2 separate regions of the Homo sapiens genome follow, and region 2 is linked to region 1. Evidence: chromatin loops called from intact Hi-C (ENCODE). Cell type or tissue: body of pancreas. All regions are shown on one strand. Each heading gives the region's core, and the rest is flanking DNA. Links, peaks and the distances in the headings are about the cores only.

The links. A loop is a pair of places that touch in the nucleus more often than their neighbours do. Peaks named below come from ENCODE experiments on the same cell type or tissue, not always from the same donor. Only the 100,000 strongest peaks of a DNase experiment are listed, where the experiment ranks them.
Region 2: it touches region 1 in a loop (2.6-fold over the local background); 16 of 110 quality-filtered maps call a loop at or near these places.

What each region holds. Positions count from the first base shown.
Region 1 is chr22:29,060,002-29,068,273 of GRCh38, reverse strand. C22orf31 (chromosome 22 open reading frame 31) reads left to right here and starts at 6,443. Exons shown (of 3, transcript NM_015370.2): 1 at 6,443-6,484; 2 at 7,431-7,859. The coding sequence starts at 6,482. RefSeq lists an enhancer at 5,306-6,073. In body of pancreas, for the core only: no CTCF peak of the experiment used is centred there; no DNase peak of the experiment used is centred there.
Region 2 is chr22:29,254,151-29,263,581 of GRCh38, reverse strand. EMID1 (EMI domain containing 1) reads right to left here. Exons shown (of 15, transcript NM_133455.4): 14 at 9,295-9,379; 15 at 3,985-4,765. The coding sequence ends at 4,638. It overlaps RHBDD3 (rhomboid domain containing 3), which reads left to right. Exons shown (of 7, transcript NM_012265.3): 5 at 2,718-2,880; 6 at 2,969-3,256; 7 at 3,345-3,710. The coding sequence ends at 3,522. Among named protein-coding and RNA genes, the nearest start is that of RHBDD3, 9.1 kb to the left of the region's middle. RefSeq lists enhancers at 2,278-3,131, 3,132-3,986. In body of pancreas, for the core only: no CTCF peak of the experiment used is centred there; a DNase peak (open chromatin) is centred at 5,731.

The DNA.
Region 1 (8,272 bases), core at 273-8,272:
TAAAAAATAAATAAATAAATAAAAATTAGCCAGGTGTCAGGGCATGCGCCTATAATGTCAGCTACTTGGGAGGCTGAGGCAGGAGAATCACTTGAACCCGGGAGACAGAAGTTGTAGTGAGCAGAGATAGTGCCATTGTCCTCCAACCCAGGCAAGAGTGAGACTCTGTCTCAAAAAAAAAAAAAAAAAGACGGGGTTTGATATGTTTGATATGTTGCCCAGATTGGATTGCAGTGACTATTCACAATCATGGCACACTACAGCCTCGAATTCCTGGGCTCCAGCAATCCTCTCACCTCAGACTCAGTAGCTGGGGCTACAGATGCTTGCTACTGTACCTGATGCCTCCTTATTCTGTCATTAGGCCAGGTATGGTGGCTCACATTTGTAATCCCAGTACCTCGGGAAGCTGAGGTGGGAGGATCTCTTGAACCCAGTATTTTGAGGTTACAGTGAACGAGGATACAGCCACTGCAACCCAGCCTGGGCAACAAGAAAGCCAGACCCTGTCTCTAAAATTAATAATAATAGCCTGGGCACGGTGGCTCATGGTTGTAATCTCAGTACCTTGGGAGTCCGATGCTGGCAGATCACCTGAGGTCAGGAGTTCGAGTCCAGCCTGGCCAATATGGCAAAACCCCAGTTCTGCTAAAAATACAAAAATTAGCCGGGCGTGGTGGCTCATGCCTGTAATCCCAGCTACTTGGAAGGCTAACGCAGGGTTCAGCTACTTGAACCCTGGTGGTGGAAGTTGCAGTGAGCCAAGGTCATGTCACTGCACTCTAGCCTGGGCGAGAAAGCGAGAGTCTGTGTCAAAAAAGAAAGAAAAGAGAAGAAAAAAGAAAATTAATAATAATAATTAATAAAAAATAAAATAATAGGTTTCTGTCACCAAATGCTTACTGAGTGGTCCAGAGCTGGGACTGGAATGGGGCAAGTGAAGTATGTGCCTCAGGCACAGAGTTTAAGAGGATTTTTAGAAAACACAATAAAAAATCCAGTAATCAAGATAAATATTATTTAATAGATATTTTATACATTTAATAAATATATTTAGTAAATAGTATTTAATGCAATATTTTAAAATAATTTTTTAACATCTAAATGAATGCAAAAAAATCCATTATGAACAGACTGTCCCAGCTTTAAATGAAGATAGGATCTGTATTCCCGATTTTCCTTCAGCCTCGGGTTTGAGGCTGCACTGTATCATTACTGAGTCTCCCAGGATTCTGGCTCAGACAACTAGTCATGGGAAATTCAAGAGAGGCAGTCATTTGCTTGTTCTGATGGGGGTGAAGGAAGAGAAAGACTCTGGTCTTGAACATAATGAGTTAGAGTTGTCTGTGGGGCATCCAGGTGGGCACCTCTGAAGACTCACAGTAGGGTTTGGGTTAGCATTGAGGAGGCGTTGGCTGGGCGCGGTGGCTCCCGCCTGTAATCCCAGCACTTTGGGAGGCCGAGGCAGGTGGATCACCTGAGGTCAGGAGTCCAAGACCAGCCTGGCTGACATGGTGAAACCCTGTCTCTACTAAAAATACAAAAATTAGCTGGGCATGGTGGTGAGTGCTTGTAATCCCAGTTACTCAGTAGGCTGAGGCAGGAGAATTGCTTGAACCCAGGAGGCGGAGGTTGCAGTGAGCCAAGATCGTGCCACTGCACTCCACCCTTGGCAGCAGAGCGAGACTGCATCTCAAAAAAAAAAAAAAAAAAAAAAAAAAAAAAAAAAAAAAAGAAAAGAAAAGAAAAGAAAGAAAGAAAGAAAGGAGGAAGTGTGGGACATCTGCGGGAGTCAGGTGAGAACTGGTGGGAAGGCACACAGGACACCATTATTTTGCATACTTGGCCCATGATTGGTGCATATTCAGCACATGTGGTCCAAATCATTGGTCCTCCGAGTTTGCATCACAGTTCAGGAATCTTTTCCAATTCTTTCCCATCCAAAGTGTTTCTCTTTTGCATCATGAACCTCAGATATGTTCCCACATGGGTATGGAAGTTTACTGCTTGGGTGTTAAAACAAAAACATCTGAGGAAATTAAAAGCAACTAAATTCCACTAGAATTGCATGGGTGGGGCAGGGCCATAAAGGTGGAAGACAAGAATTAATAGAAATTGACTCAATTTCTTCTTTATTAGCTGATCCACCAGAAGGAGAATAAGAGCTAAGAGAAGCTAAAAAGAAGAAAGGTCGTAGTAAAGGAAAGACAAAAAAAAAAGGAAGAAGGAAGATTATACGAGCTAAAAATACTGTGAGGAAAGTTTGGCTAAACATCAAAGAAGGACAGATGTGTTTGCAAATAGAAGCGGTGGTTTAGATATGTCAGGAAGCACAGCTCCAAATGATGGGTGGAAAATAAAGGTTAGTGAGACTGAGCTCAGCAGAATAAAAAAGCTTCATGGGAGAATCAAACTAAGGAAGAGGTCTTTCAGCAACATGGAAGCCCTACTGCTTCAACCCCGAGTTCCCCAGATCAAGTGCTGGCACCCATGATGGAAACTCTTGCCATGGTTTTAGTACCCTGGACCAAGTAGTCATTCCATCCTGACTTTAAAATTCTAAACAGCCTTTGATGGGACAATCTCTGCTAAAGACTAACCACTTCCTTATCTTATCTTCAGCTACCTGCTTCCCTTTCCGTTTAACAAAGCATAGAATATTCTGAACAACTCCCGTAACCAGGGGATGTAGCTCCTCTACATTCAACACTTCTGTGAGGTCAATCGATCTGACAAATATATAATGAAGATGGATCATGAAAGTCTGATACCCAAGTCAGATCAGAAACTTTCCCTACTTCCAAGAGGCTCATTGCTTGGCCTCATACACTAGATTTTTTTTTCTTTGTTCTTTTTCTTTTTTGTAGAGATGGGGTCTTGCTTTGTTGCCCAAGCTCATCTTGAACTCCTGGATTCAAGTGATCCTTCTGCCTCAGCCTCCCAAAGTGCTGGGATTATAGGTGCGAGCCACCACACCGGCCATAAACCAGATTGATGTACATGAATGACCTGAGACAAAGATCATATCAAATGTTGCATTACATCACTTAGACCATGAGCAACAGGAGCTCAAGAAAGGGTCAGATGAGTAAATGGACCATAATATTAATAACATTCACATGGTCAGGCGCAGTGGCTCACGCCTGAAATCCCAGCACTTTGGGAGGTGAAGGCTGGTAGATCACGAGGTCAGGAGTTCGAGACCAGCCTGGCCAACATGGTGAAACCCCCATCTCTGCTAAAAATACAAAAATTAGCCGGGCGTGGTGGTGCACACCTGTAATCTCAGCTACTCGGGAGGCTGAGGCAGGAGAATTGCTTGAACCCAGGAGGCGGAGGTTGCAGTGAGCTGAGAATGTGCCATTGCACTTCAGCCTGGGTGACAGATTGGGACTCCATCTCAAAAAAATAAATAAGTAAAAAATAACTTTCACATGGGTTAGGTGTGTTGGTTCACAGCTGTAGTCCCAGCACTTCGGGAGGCCAAGGAGGATCACTTGAGACCAGGAGTTCCAGACTAAGCTGAGCAACACAGGGAGACCTCATCTCTACAAAAAAAAAAAAAAAAAAAAAAAAAAAAAAAAAAAAAAAAAAAAAATCACTGGGCAAAAACAAGCCTGTGATCCCAGCTACTTGGGAGGCCAAAGTGGGAGGATTGCTTGAGCCCAGGAGGTCGAGGCTCTCATGAGCCGTGATCACACCACTGCACTCCAGCCTGGGTGACAGACTGAGACCCTGTCTTGAAACAAAAACAAAAACACAAAAAAGCAAATATTCATTGAGTGCTTACTATATACACCAGGAGCCATGCCAAGTATTTCAGATGCATTGTCCCACTTCAAACTCACAATAACCCTTAGGTAGGCAGTATGACTAGGCCCATTTCACAGCTGAGGAAATTAAGGTTCAGGGGTATGAATTCACTTGCCTAATGAAAGATGGATCTGGGATGCCATCACAGGCAGATTCCCTCCTGGGCCTAGAGAAAGTCTCATGACAAGGACAGGACTAGAACTGGGCCCGGGTATGGTAGATGGATGGGCTGACCAACAGAGAGGCCAGGCATCACGGTGATAACTGTGAGTGTTTAAGAACAGGGGCAGTAGGGCTGGGTGTGGTGATTCACACCTGTATTCCTAGCACTTTGGGAGGCCAAGGCAGGTGGATCACCTGAGGTCAAGAGTTTGAGACTAGCCTGGCCAACATGGTGAAACCCCATCTCTACTAAAAATACAAAAATTAGCCCGGCATGATAGTGCGTGCCTATAATCCCAGCTACTTGGGAGGCTGAGGCAGGAGAATCCCTTGAACCTGGGAGGTGGGGGTTGCAGTGAGCCAAGATCGTGCCACTGCACTCCAGCCTGGGTGACAAGAGTGAAACTCCGTCTCAAAAACAAAAACAAAAACAAGGGCAGTATAGACTTTGGTTGGGTTCAGCCTTTGTTGGTTACTTGAGGCATGATACTTGAGCAACTTGTGCCTCAGTTTCTTTATCTGTAAAACAGGGAACAGTGCTCAAACTCATAGGATGGTTGGTAGCATTTCATGACATGATGCTAATAAAGTGGCTAGAACAGTGCCTGGCCTTCAGGAAGCATTCAATAAATATTAGTTTTATTGACATAGGAGAAATAGCTTAGAACAAAGTACCCTGGGTTAGTTCTAAGGAAGGCTGAGGGTTACCTGTTGTGGCATAGTCAATTGAAGTGAGTTACAATGAAGGCAGAGAAGGCAGAATTTGATAGAACTTGAAGAGTATGTATCAAGTGCTGCCCATGTGAACAGCTCTCTGCTGGAAGAAGGAGATTGAGGCTGAGCACAGGCTCACGCCTGTAATCCCAGCACTTTGGGAGGCCAAGGTGGGTGGATCACTTGAGGCCAGGAGTTTGAGACCAGCTGGGCCAACATGGTGAAAACTCATCTCTACTAAAAATACAAAAATTAGCTGGGCTTGGTGGTCCGCGCCTGTAATCCCAGCGTCTTGGGTGGCTGATGCACGAGAATTGCTTGAACCCCAGGAAGCGGAGGTTGCAGTGAGCCGAGATCGCACCACTGCACTCCAGCCTGGGGGACAGAGTGAGTAAAAGACCAAGCAGAGTCATTGAGTAAAAGACCTAGCAGAGTAAATCTAACGGATGAGTGTGTGGAAAGATGAGGTGCAGGAAAGCCAAACTCAAGATGGAGAAGGAGAAAAGAGAAACAGATGACCTACTCCTATTATGCCTTTTTTTGCTTGACATTTCCCTCCTGTCCCTGCTTTGCAGAGTAAAGACAGATGGTAATTTCCAGGTAGCCCAGGAGCCCGGTGCCATTTTTCCAAGACTGACCAGCTTTGAAAAGACTCTTGCCTGCCCAGTCTCCAGACATTCGCAAACTCTTCCCAAAGACAAACCCTTTCCAAAGCCCTGCTCTAAAATCGACCCAGCTCTTAGGAGGTGAGGCCAGGGCTCGCCACTGAAAGGGAGCAATTGTCCTCTCAACTGTCTGTGGGTCCAGCTGCCATAGGCCTGGAGGTGGTTCCACCACAGCCTGTGGTGCGGTCCGCCTGCAGGCTCTGATTCACTCCAGGGACAACACTTAAAAACGCAAGCAGGCAACACATGCGATTCCAGGAGCCCCTGCCAGATTCATACTCTGTTTTTCCATCATTTCACTGGCCTCCCCCTCAGGAGGGAGGCTCCTGAGGCATTTTACAAATAAAAGAATCAAACCCACCAACAGGACGAGCACCTGATAAGCAGTGAGGCATTGCCCAAGAGTTCCCAGGAAGAGGCGGCTTTGTTCTCCTTTCAAGCCCTTGACACTGCTAACAGCTCTAATTACTGCATTTGCCATGGGATGTAAAAGAAACCCACATTCCAGAAACCATGTAGTCTTCCCGGGAGAGACATGCAGGGAAAGGTGCCCAGGTCTGCAGGAACGTGTTCTTTCATTCCTGGTCCCTAACCTTGGCAGCTGTTCTGAGAACTTAACAGTGCCTCCTTTATGTACATGAAGGAGGGCACTTTTGCACATGTAGGGATGCATCTCACTACCCATATCCCCAAATCTGGTCTGCATATTTGACTACATTTCCTGCAAAACATACTTCTTAAGAACATGAAGATCTTCAAAATTCATCCAAGCCATTTTGGGGGAAATGAGGACTTCAGAAGTTTCTGAGGCTAGAAGCAAAACCGTATAGAACTTCTTCCCACATAATTTAACTATAAAATCTGATGATGTAACACCCACCCACACCCACATCACAAACCAAAGTGACATCACAAATACTAGAGATAATGGCTCAAAGCTGCCTGCATTGAGCCCACATCTAAACAAACAGCAATTTGCCCATATGTGACTAAGGCAGAGAAAGACAGGTGACTAGAAATATTAAAACAAAAACAAAAAAAAAGAGAGAGAGAGAAAAAGGAAAGAGAAAATACATATTTCTTCCCCTTACTAAGCTAGCGAAAATAAAATTTAAGGCAACTGAAATATGGTAAGGTGATTTTATTTCTATAGATGACATTTCTTAGAAAGCCAGATCTCTTTAAATATGTGATTCTAATCTATCCAAATTGTTCTGTTGCTCTTAGTTGGTCCCAGGAAATGGAGGCCGGCAGCATTAATGTTTTCGTGTTGCTTTTATGGTCCCCAGAGTATATTGATTTCCCTGTGAATGAGCTCTTCTTGGTGCATGGCAGTTGGTTAGAAAGTGTATTCAGCCGAACATGGTGGCTCATGCTGGTAATCCCAGCACTTTGGGAGGCTGAGGCGGGCGGATCATCTGAGGTGGGGAGTTCGAGGCCAGCCTGACCAACATGGAGAAACCCTGTCTCTACTAAAAATACAACATCAGCTGGGTGCGGTGGTGCATGCCTGTAATCTCAACTACTTCGGAGGCTGAGGCAGAAGAATCCCTTGAGCCCGGGAGGCGGAGGTTGCAGTGAGCCAAGATCACGCCATTGCACTCCAGCCTGGGCAACAAGAGCTAAACTCCGTCCCCCCCACACACAAAAAAAGAAAGTGTAAAGCGTATTCAGGGCTTGGCAGAACTTACCGGCTGTCATGTCTGTGTTGCAGCATGGTTGAGTGTCTACAGCTCATATGGAAGTCTTGAGTGACCCTGCCGTCCGTATCTTTCCAGCAGGCAGGAATTGTCTTCAATTCCTTGTGAACCCTCCCTGACCCCCGACTTCCTGCCCTGGCATGCTATGTTCTTTGAGAGCCTGAATATTACTGTAACCTTGTGGAGTGACTATCTCCTCCCTACTTGGTATAAAAGGCTTTGGTGAACAGGAGAGGACATATAGTAAATTTCTAAGAACTGGGTGGAAGGAATGGCCTATAAAAAGATGTTAATATTTTGCCTTCAAAGTAGACCTTTTATTCTCTGCTGAAGAACGGTCCTTTTAAAATTCATTTCTCCCTCCTTATAATTCTAGCACCCAATCAATGTGAGACGAGACCCCAGCATCCCTATCTATGGACTCCGACAGTCCATCTTATTAAATACCAGGCTTCAGGACTGCTATGTGGACTCACCGGCTCTCACCAACATCTGGATGGCCAGAACATGTGCAAAGCAGAACATTAATGCCCCAGCACCAGCTACCACTTCCTCTTGGGAAGTTGTAAGGAACCCATTAATTGCCAGTTCCTTCTCCCTGGTTAAGCTTGTACTCAGGCGGCAACTGAAGAATAAGTGCTGCCCACCACCATGCAAGTTTGGAGAAGGAAAACTCTCGAAGAGATTAAAGCACAAGGACGATTCAGTGATGAAAGCCACCCAGCAGGCCAGGAAAAGAAACTTCATCAGTTCCAAGAGCAAGCAGCCAGCAGGGCATAGGAGGCCTGCAGGAGGCATCAGAGAGGTAGACGAGGACCAGTGGTGGGGAAAATGTGACTGGCGAGGGGAGGGAAAAGGTAAAGCCAGAGAACACTTAACGGTTGAGATTATATGGCGTGCGGCTACCGCCTATAATCTCAGCACTTTGGGAGGCCAAGCAGGGAGGATCACTTGAGCTCAGAGAGTTCAAGACCAGCCTGGGCAACATAGGGAGACCTCATCTCTACTAAAAAAAAAAAAAAAAAGCCAGGCATGATGCACATGCCTGTGATCCCAGCTACTTGGGAGGCTAAGGAGGGAGGATTACTTGAACCCAGGAGGTTGAGGCTGCAGTGAGCCATGATTGCACTACTGCATTCCTGATTGGGCAACAGAGCAAGACCCTGTCTAAAAAATAAAAAAAAAAAAAAAAAAAAAAGAAAAGAAAAAAAGATCTAT
Region 2 (9,431 bases), core at 1,432-9,431, 190 kb before region 1:
CAGAAATAGAAACAATAACCCTAAAATTTATATGGAACCACAAAAGGCCCAGAATAGCCAAACCACCCTGAGCAAAAATTAAAAATTAAAAAAATTAAAAGCCTGACCGGGCGCAGTGGCTCACGCCTGTAACCCCAGCACTTTGGGAGGCCAGGCGGGCAGATCACTTGAGGTCTGGAGTTCAAGACCAGCCTGGCCAACATGGTGAAACCCCATCTGTACTAAAAATAAAAAAATTAGGCCAGGCGCGATGGCTCATGCCTGTAATCCCAACACTTTGGGAGGCCAAGGTGGGCGGATCACGAGGTCAGGAGTTCGAGACTAGCCTGGCCAACATGGTAAAACCCCATCTCTACTAAAAATACAAAAATTAGCTGGGCGTGGTGGCGTGCACCTGTAATCCCAGCTACTTAGGAGACTGAGGCAGGAGAATCACTTGAACCTGTGAGGCAGAGGCTGCAATGAGCCGAGAACATGCCACTGCACTCCAGCCTGGGCGACAGGGCAAGACCCCGGTCTCAAACCCCAAAAAACAAAAATTAGCCAGGCGTGGTGGCAGGCGCCTATAGTCCCAGCTACTTGGGAGACTGAGACAGGAGAATCACTTGAACCTGTGAGGCAGAGGCTGCAATGAGCCGAGAACATGCCACTGCACTCCAGCGTGGGCGATAGGGTGAGACTCCGGTCTCAAACCCCAAAAAACAAAAATTAGCCAGGCGTGGTGGCAGGCGCCTGTAGTCCCAGCTACTTGGGAGACTGAGACAGGAGAATTGCTTGAATCCGAGAGGCAGAGGCTGCAGTGAGCCAAGATAGCGCTGCTGCACTCCAGCCTGGGCGAGAGAGCGAGACTTCCTCTCAAAAAAAAAGAAAATTAAAAGCCTAAGTGAATGGAAAGATCTCATGTTCACGGATTGGAATACTTAATATTGTTAAAATGGTAATGCTACTCAGTTGATTTATAGATCCCACACAATTCTTATCAAAATCTCAGCTGTCTTTGTTGTTGTTGCAGAAATTAGCAAGCTGGTCCTAAAAATAATATGGAAATGTAAAGAACCCAGAATACCTCAGATAATCTTGAAAAAGAAAAGCAAACCTGGAAGACTTACACTTTTCAATTTCAAAACTTAAAACTACAAAAGTGGCCAGGTGCGGTGGCTCACACCTGTAATCCCAGCACTTTGAGAGGCCGAGGCAGACAGATCACTTGAGGTCAGGAGTTCAGGACCAGCGTGGCCAACATGGTGAAACCCCATCTCTACTAAAAATACAAAAATTAGCCAGGTGTGGTGGCACACGCCTGTAATCCCAGCTGCTCAGGAGGCTGAGGCAGGAGAATTGCTGGAACCCAGGAGAGAGGTTGCAGTGAGCTGAGATTGCACCACTGCCCTCCAGCCTGGGCGACAGAGCAAGACTCTCTCCAAAAAAAAAAAAAAAAAAAAGCCGTACAAAATTATAATAATCAAGATATTGTGGTACTGGCATCAGGATAGACATACAGATCAATGGACTAGAATTGACCATCTAGAAATAAACTGTTAGATTTACTGTATAGTCAATTTATTTTGACAAGAGTGCCAAGTCGATTCAATGAGGAAAAGAATATTCTTTTTAATAAATGGTGCTAGAGGCTGGGTGCAGTGGCTCACGCCTGTAATCCTAGCACTTTGGGAGGCTGAGGTGGGCCGATTTCTTGAGGCCAGGAGTTTGAGACCAGCCTAGCCAACATGGTGAAACCCTGTACTAAGAATACAAAATAATTAGCCAGGTGTGATGGCACGTGCCTGTAATCCCATCTATTCGGGAAGCTGAGGCAGGAGAATTGCTTGAACCTCGGAGTTGGAGGTTGCAGTGAGCCGAGATTTCACCACTGCATATCAGCCTGGGTGACAGAGTGAGACTCTGTCTCAAAAATAAATAAATAAATAAGTCGTGCTAGAGCACTCTTTATTGGTGTTCTGCTTCTGAGATTTTTTTTTTAATTTTTAGAGACAGGGTCTCATTCTGTCACCCAAGCTGGAGTGTGGCGACGCCATCATAGCTCACTACAGCCTCAAACTCCTGGGCTCAAGCGATCCTCTTGCCTCAGCCACTTGAGTAGCTGAGATTACAGGTGTGCACTGCCACGTCCAGCTAATTTTAAAAATTTTTTGTAGAGACGGGGTCTATGTTGCCCAGGCTGGTCTTGAACTCCTGGCCTCAAGTGATCCTCCCGTCTCAGCCTCCCCAAGTGCTGGGATTATACAGCTGTGAGCCACTGCGTCCAGCCCTAAGATGATTCATACCTATCGGGGAAAACAGTGCCACTGGAGAGAACAGGCTGGCCTCTGCACTCTGGATTGGTGACAGGAGTTATCCAGGCCTGTCTGAAGGCAATAGCAGGTGTGTCCATGGGACTTCTTCCAGGACGGGTGGGTCTTGAGTTACAGACCTGAAAAGGTGCATAGGGTTCTGGGAACAGAGTGGGTCACGGGTGAGCCCAGGCCTTGGGGTGAGGCATACCTGGCTCTGTTTGGCTGAGTAGCTTCAGGCAGATCCCTTTTCCTTTCTGAGCCTCTGCTGCTGACCAGGGTGACGCTATTCCATGCTGGTCCACAGTGAGGAGACGGGAGGGAATGGTGGCCAGCACACTTGGCATGGGGCCTGGCCTGTGGCGTGGGCCCACCCCTGGCTGCTTTTGGTTTTCCTTGACCGGCCGCCCTGCCCCGGGCAGACAGATGCAGCTGGGGCCTTCCGGTGGCTGGAACCCTCAGAGCGACGGCTGCAGGTGCTGCAGGAGGGCGTCTTGTGCAGGACCTTGGCGGGGTGCTGGCCCCTGAGGCTCCTTGCCACCCCGGGTAGCCTGGCGGAGCTGCCTGTCACCCATCCTGCCGGAGTGAGGTGAGGGTGATGGGGGGGATGCCAGTCCAGGTGGTGGGCACTGTGGCAGGGCTGCCAGTCAGGCCCTCTTCTCTTCCCACTCCTCCAGGCCTCCCATCCCTGGACCGCCTTATGTGGCCTCCCCTGACCTCTGGTCCCACTGGGAAGACTCAGCCCTGCCCCCACCAAGCCTGAGGCCTGTGCAGCCCACCTGGGAGGGCTCCTCAGAGGCAGGCCTGGACTGGGCTGGGGCCAGCTTCTCCCCAGGGACTCCGATGTGGGCGGCCTTGGATGAGCAGATGCTGCAGGAGGGCATCCAGGCCTCGCTTCTTGACGGGCCAGCCCAGGAACCCCAGAGCGCACCATGGCTGTCCAAGTCCTCTGTCTCCTCTCTGCGGTAAGGTGGGGTGGGCAGAGGTGGGGTCCCCTGGTATAGGGGCCGGGGTGGCCCTGACACTCCCCACTTCTCCCCCCACCCCCAACAGGCTGCAGCAGCTGGAGCGCATGGGCTTCCCTACGGAGCAGGCGGTGGTGGCACTGGCAGCCACAGGCCGTGTGGAGGGTGCCGTGTCACTGTTGGTTGGAGGACAAGTGGGCACTGAGACCCTGGTGACCCATGGAAAGGGTGGGCCTGCCCACTCCGAGGGTCCTGGGCCTCCCTAGCCCAGGCAGAGAGTGGGGCACAGGCAGGCCCTTGGGTGCTAAGGGCTGGGCTGCATGTGGGTAGCCCGAGCTCCTACTCTGTCTAAAGAGGGCCACAGTGGGGAGCAGGGGCACCTCTGGAGGCAGGAGAGGCCCCCCAGCATGCTGCCCTAGTACGTGTTTAGAATAAAAACCAGTTTGTTTTTCAACCTGGACCTCCTTGGAGGCAGCAGTTGTGTTTGACTCTTCTGTGTTGGCATCAGGGGGATGAATGAATGAGTGAGCACCAAATGAATGACCAGTTGTGGGAGAGCTGTTCCCTGATGTCCAGAGACACAGGCTTCCTGGCCCTGCACCTTGCAGCCTATACCTCCAGGAGGCTCTGTCCTCCAGCACAGAGCATTCTCCACCGCCCATTTCTAGCCCTCTCCGTCGTAGCCTCATTCCCAGCTGCCCCCATCTAAGCACACACTGAGACCAAGCTGCGGGGAATCAGGTAGGGGCCTTTATTGGCCAGCACACATCTACCTCCTGGCATCTGTCACAAGCATTTGCAGGAGTAGGCGGCCCCTTCCTCTCCATGTCCCCATCCCCAACCTGAGATGCGGGAGGGCCTGGGGGCTCAGAGGGAAGAACTGAGGCAAGAAGCCCCCGGTGATCCAGTCAGAGGATTGGGCAGCCTGACCTCGGGGTGGGGAGCCCAGCACTGGACAACAAGGAGGGAGGGGCACAGGAGGGCTCCCCGAGGTTTGGTCGGGGAGGGGGAGGAAGACTGCCCCCTGCCCTGTCATCTCTGCATGTGCCGAGCCCCAGCTCCTGACTCCCTCAGTGCCTTTGGGCCTGGATGCTCAGACAGCAGATGAGACGAAGCCTTGTACCTCTATCCCTCCTTGAAGGCCTGCCTCCCCCCACTTCACAGAGGGAAACTGAGGCCCAAGCCTCTCCTCTCAGCCCTTGCTCAGCCTCAGACATGTGCATGGTGCCAGGACTGAGACCTGCTTACCCCTAAGGCCTAGATGGCAGAAGGGACCCTGAGGACATTAATAAATATGGACGGGCGGTCCCTGGAGGCAGCTGGCCGAGTCCAGGTAGGAGGGGAAGCCTGGCCTGGTCTGCCTCAGGGGCCGCCACCACCCTCAGCCTCTCTCGTCCCGGCTCCTGGGGGCCACGATCCGGTAGTTGGTTGCATGTCCGCCCCTCTTGCCCCGAAGGAGGCTGGGGGTGCCTGTGCCGGCAGGGCCCGCCCCAGACCCCAGCTCTGGTTCTGCCGGAGGGAAGAAGGAGAGAGGCCACATTAGAGGGGTTCATGTGAGGTGCCCACCTCCCCTTGGCCCTCTAGGGGGTGGCAGAACCGGGCACGCTCTGCCAGGTATAATCCACCCTGGTATCTGGCTGCAGAGCTGTGGGAAAGGGGGTCTGCAGATTGGTTGGTGCCTCACGCCAGGACTTACCAGCCCCCCAGCCCAAGGAGAGCACTCAGGGCCTCTGCTTCCTGCTTTGTCAGGTGGGGATAACCACACCCACCTCCTTTAGGAAGTGTTTAGATGCAGTGAATGCTTCATAGAAAGGCTGCTTCTTTTTCTATTCATTTTGGGGTGGAGGTGTGCCCTGAGTCATCCCCATTTGGTAGCTGGGTAAACTGAGGCCAGGGAACAGACATGGGCTAGGCCACCAGTTGGGGGAAAGAGCTTAGGAGGCCAGGCTCTGCCACTGACCTACTGTGCAGTCTTGGGCAAGCTGGACCTCTGTCAGGGCCTCAGTCATCTCATCTCTGAAACAGGGACAGTTCCGGATGGAACCAGAAAACTACTCATCCTTCAAAACCAAGGGTAGGAGCCATTTCCTCCAGGAAGCCTTCTGTGCCTATCATCTCAGCCCTTCCCAAAGTAAAATGAGCAGGCCAGGCAGGTCAGAAGAATAGGCTGTTTTTCTAGGGGGAGATGGACACTCAGGGAGGAGAGGGCCACGGTGGAGGACTTGGCTAAGCCTCCATAGGACAGATACTTGGGTTCTGGTAAACACCAGGTTCCCACTGAGGGCACTGCCATGGAGTGGGCTGTCCGTCGTAATCATGACTGCCAGTGCCCCGACCCTGTGTGGCCCAGCCTGCCCTGCACCTCTGGGCTGAGTTGAGGGCTCCCGGAGCAGACAGGCATGTGTGGTCACTGAAAGGGACATTCCATGCCTTAGGGAGCGTGGGAGGGGAGTGGCACAGAGCACTGGCCCCAATGCCAGCTGGGATCATGGCTTGGTCCCACTCTGCCAGTTATGTGGCCTTGGGCAAGTCATAGAACCTCTGAGCGTCATCTGGAACGTGGGCATAATAGTCCCATTTTCACACCCTTGTGATACATGTGTTTACCGTGACCAGGACTGGAAAGTGGTTTTCACGGGAAATGCTGGATTATTATGGTTACTAGGTTGGTGTCGCTTCCACCCAGGTCTCCTGCAGGTCTGGCCCCTGTGAGTTTGTCACAATCAAATTTGGGGCCCTGGATGAGTGGCAGAGTCAGCAAACCTTTGCTGATGCAGTCCAAAGGGCCAGGACTTTAGAGGGGAGACCTGAGGTGGACCCCTAGCCTGACCATTCCCATTCCTGTGACTCTGAAGCAGTCACAGGAGCCTCTGAGCTTCTGTTTCTTCACCTGTAAAATGGCCACGGCATCGCTCACCTAGCAAGTTTACTCCTCTAAGAGATTGGAGATGATCAATCCAGCCCAGGTGGGCCAGACACGTGGCAGCTGATACTATTATCATAATTATTGATTATAACCTAAACATGAACCCCATCTGGGTCTTCAGTAGCACCTGATGTGTATGTTGCGCCAATGGGGAGGGTCCCACCTCCTTCCCTGTCCCATTTCCCAGTCCCCCGACCTGTCCCTCCAAGCCCCGACCCAAGCTGGCTTGAGGGGCCACTGGCAGTGGGTGTGGGACTTCTGAGGTGTCTGGCACTTTTCTCCCTGGGCTGTCAGAGACAGAGCTGGCTGAAGGCAGGGACAGATCCAGGGACATGGTGGCTCAAATGTGTCCCTTCTAGCTCCTGCTCCAATCCTCAGAGAGGAGGTGGAGACACCTAAAAAGGTTCTGAGAGCCTGAGATTTGGTCCTTGGCCCCTCTCTGTAAGAGGGGAGGAGGTCTGGGAGCTAGGCACTGAAGTTTCTAGAAGTTAGAGAAGCATGTGGCACTGTGGGAGGAGCTTTGGAAGCAGACCCCACACCCTTCCCAGGCTCTGGGCCTCTGCACAGGCAGGACTCTCTCAAGGCTGCCCGACCCACTTCCCCACCTGGCACACTCATTGGGATCTTCCAGGACGCAACGCAGAGTCCCCTCTTCCAAGAAGCCTTCTCCAACCCCTAGGGACAAGTGACTCTTCCTCATCCATATCCTTCCATGCTCCCCTACCCCATATCTCCGTAGATACGATTCCCTGCCACTCATGGCCAGCTCCCCAAGGCCAGCACCTATCTGTACTCCAGAGCACCAGTGCCCAACAGGTCTGGCTTTCAATGAGTGCTCCCTACAGTTTTGCTGGATGAAGGAGGCTGGGCTCTAACCTTAACCCTTCTTCCTGCTTGGGATCTAAGTTTCTCAGTCTTTTTTTTTTTTTTTTTTTTGAGATGGAGTCTCGCTCTGTCACCCAGGCTGGAGTACAGTGGTGCGGTCTCGGCTCACTGCAACCTCTGCCTCTTGGGTTCAAGTGATTCTCCGCCTCAGCCTCCCGAGTAGCTGGGATTACGGGTGCCCGCCACCACACCCAACTAATTTTTAGTAGAGACGGGGTTTCGCCATGTTGCCCAGGCTGGTCTTGAACTCTTGACCTCAGGTGATCCATACGCCTCGGCCTCCCAAAGTGCTAGGATTACAGGTGTGAGCTAACATGACCGGCCTCTCAGTCTTTAAAATAGATGCGAGGTTGGACATGATATGGAGGCCTCTGTGCACTGATGTGCTCACTGGGCTGCGAGATAGGGCGGCTGGGCAGGTGAGGAATAGAGCTCAGCCCCTCGGGTGGCCAATCCCTTCCTTTCTTCAGGGCCAGCCACAGGCTCCAGTTTCATGGGGAGAGATTTTCTCAGCCTCACTCCCAGGAGCCAGACGCAAGGAGGGGTACCACCCACTGGTGTCTAACCACCTCCTGTACTACCCCAACCTGCCTTCTAGGACCTTCTCAATCTAGGCCCTGCCAGATTCTGTTGCTTCTAGGCTCCTTCTGGTCTCTTGGCCTTCGCTTATGCTGTTTCTCTGCCTGTTCACTCTCCCCAGATCCTTGCCCTTCAAGTCTTCACTTAGATATCACCTCCTCCAGGAAGACCTCCCTGACCCCCCTCCAACCTCCTCTGGGCCAGGCCAGAGGCACTTCTGTATTTCCATGGCTGCCTGTACTCCCTTTCCTGCAGTGTAGCTCACCTGGGTTTCTCTACCAGTGTCAGGGTTCTCCTGAGCCCCCCAGCACCCTACACTCCTCAAGGGCAGGACTGTGTCTGTCTTATCTTGTGGAGCCTGTCCCAGCAAGGTGCCTGGCACAGAGCAGGTGCGCATTCACTCAAGTGACCAGAGCCTTCTCTCTGCCAGGCACCATTTGCTGGCTGGCTGGCTGGATGAAGAATGAGTGTCCGCTGGCCTGGGCCAAGCATCGGAAGGCGCCTTCTGCATGCCCAGGCCTTTTCCAGGCCCTTCCTGGAAGAGGCTGCCCCTGCCTGCCCGCCCTGCCATTACCTGGCCAGATGATGGCTTCCAGGAGGGTGACCCGTCTGGCCAGGAGCTCCAGCTGAGCCTGCTGCTGCAGGAAGCTCTGTAAGCTAGGAGCCTGATGGGAGATGGAGAAGAGCAGACGGTGCGAGTCTGGCCTCCGAGGGCTGGGCTGGGGAGCCAAGCGGGGAGGGTGGGAGGGCACTGCCAGCTGGCGTCAGGGCAGGAGCCTGGGAGTGAGTCTCAGTACTGAGACCTCAGTTTCCCCTCCTATGGTGGGGACAGGGCTGGCCTGGCTCCTCAAATAACCACATGGGTGGAGAGTTTCTGGGTGAATGAATGCCTGGGGTGAGTGAGGGCCTGGCTCTCTTAGTCCCCTAAAGGGACCAACAGAACAGGTTAGGAGGACCAAAGGGAAAACTGCAAAGGGGACACCTGGGACCAGGAGGATCTGCCTTGTGAGAGCCTCTGGGGGCTTATGGGAGAGGAAAGTCAGAACTAGTAGGTGGTGTATTACCCAGAGTCCCCTGGGGCCTGAGCCTAGCTCTGTCACCCACAGTCCCCTGCCCTTCTGGAGTCTTGCTCCATGACCTATTGTCCTGCGGGCCTGACTCTGTTACCCATGATTTCTCTAGAGCTGAAGGCTGACTAGAGTCTGGATCCATTACCTATAATCCTCCTGTTGTCCTGAGCTGTGATTGGATTCCCCATGGTTCCTTGCACTCCAGGAGTCTGGCTCTGTTACCCACAATCCCACTGCTGGAGTGGAGTTTGGTTCCATTGCCCATAATTTCTTCCAAACTTAAAATCTTTCATCTCTGGTTCCCTGCAGGCCTAGAAACCACACTACCCATAATGCTTAGAGGCCCAGGTCTGACCACAGCAGCAGGGCCCGGGTTTCTAGGGCACCCCTGCACCCGTGGAGGAGGGAACCAGTCATTGAGGGAAGGGTGGTTGTGGCCTCTCAGGTCCATGCTTGCCTGGGGCAGGCACCTTCTCCAGCCTCATGACTGGGCTCAGGCCAGTTCCACCCCAGGAGGGCTTGGGGAAGGCTGGCAGGCAGGGGCTGGGCCGTCTGTCCGTCTGTCTGTCTCTACTCACCATAGAGCCCAATCATTGTTTCCAAGATTAAAACCCTCTCAGCTAAAATCTTCAAAGCCTCGCGTAGCTGGTGCAACCCCTCCCCCTGTGGAGGAAAGAGACAGATGCAGCCGTGAAGGGGGCAGGGGAGGGGACCC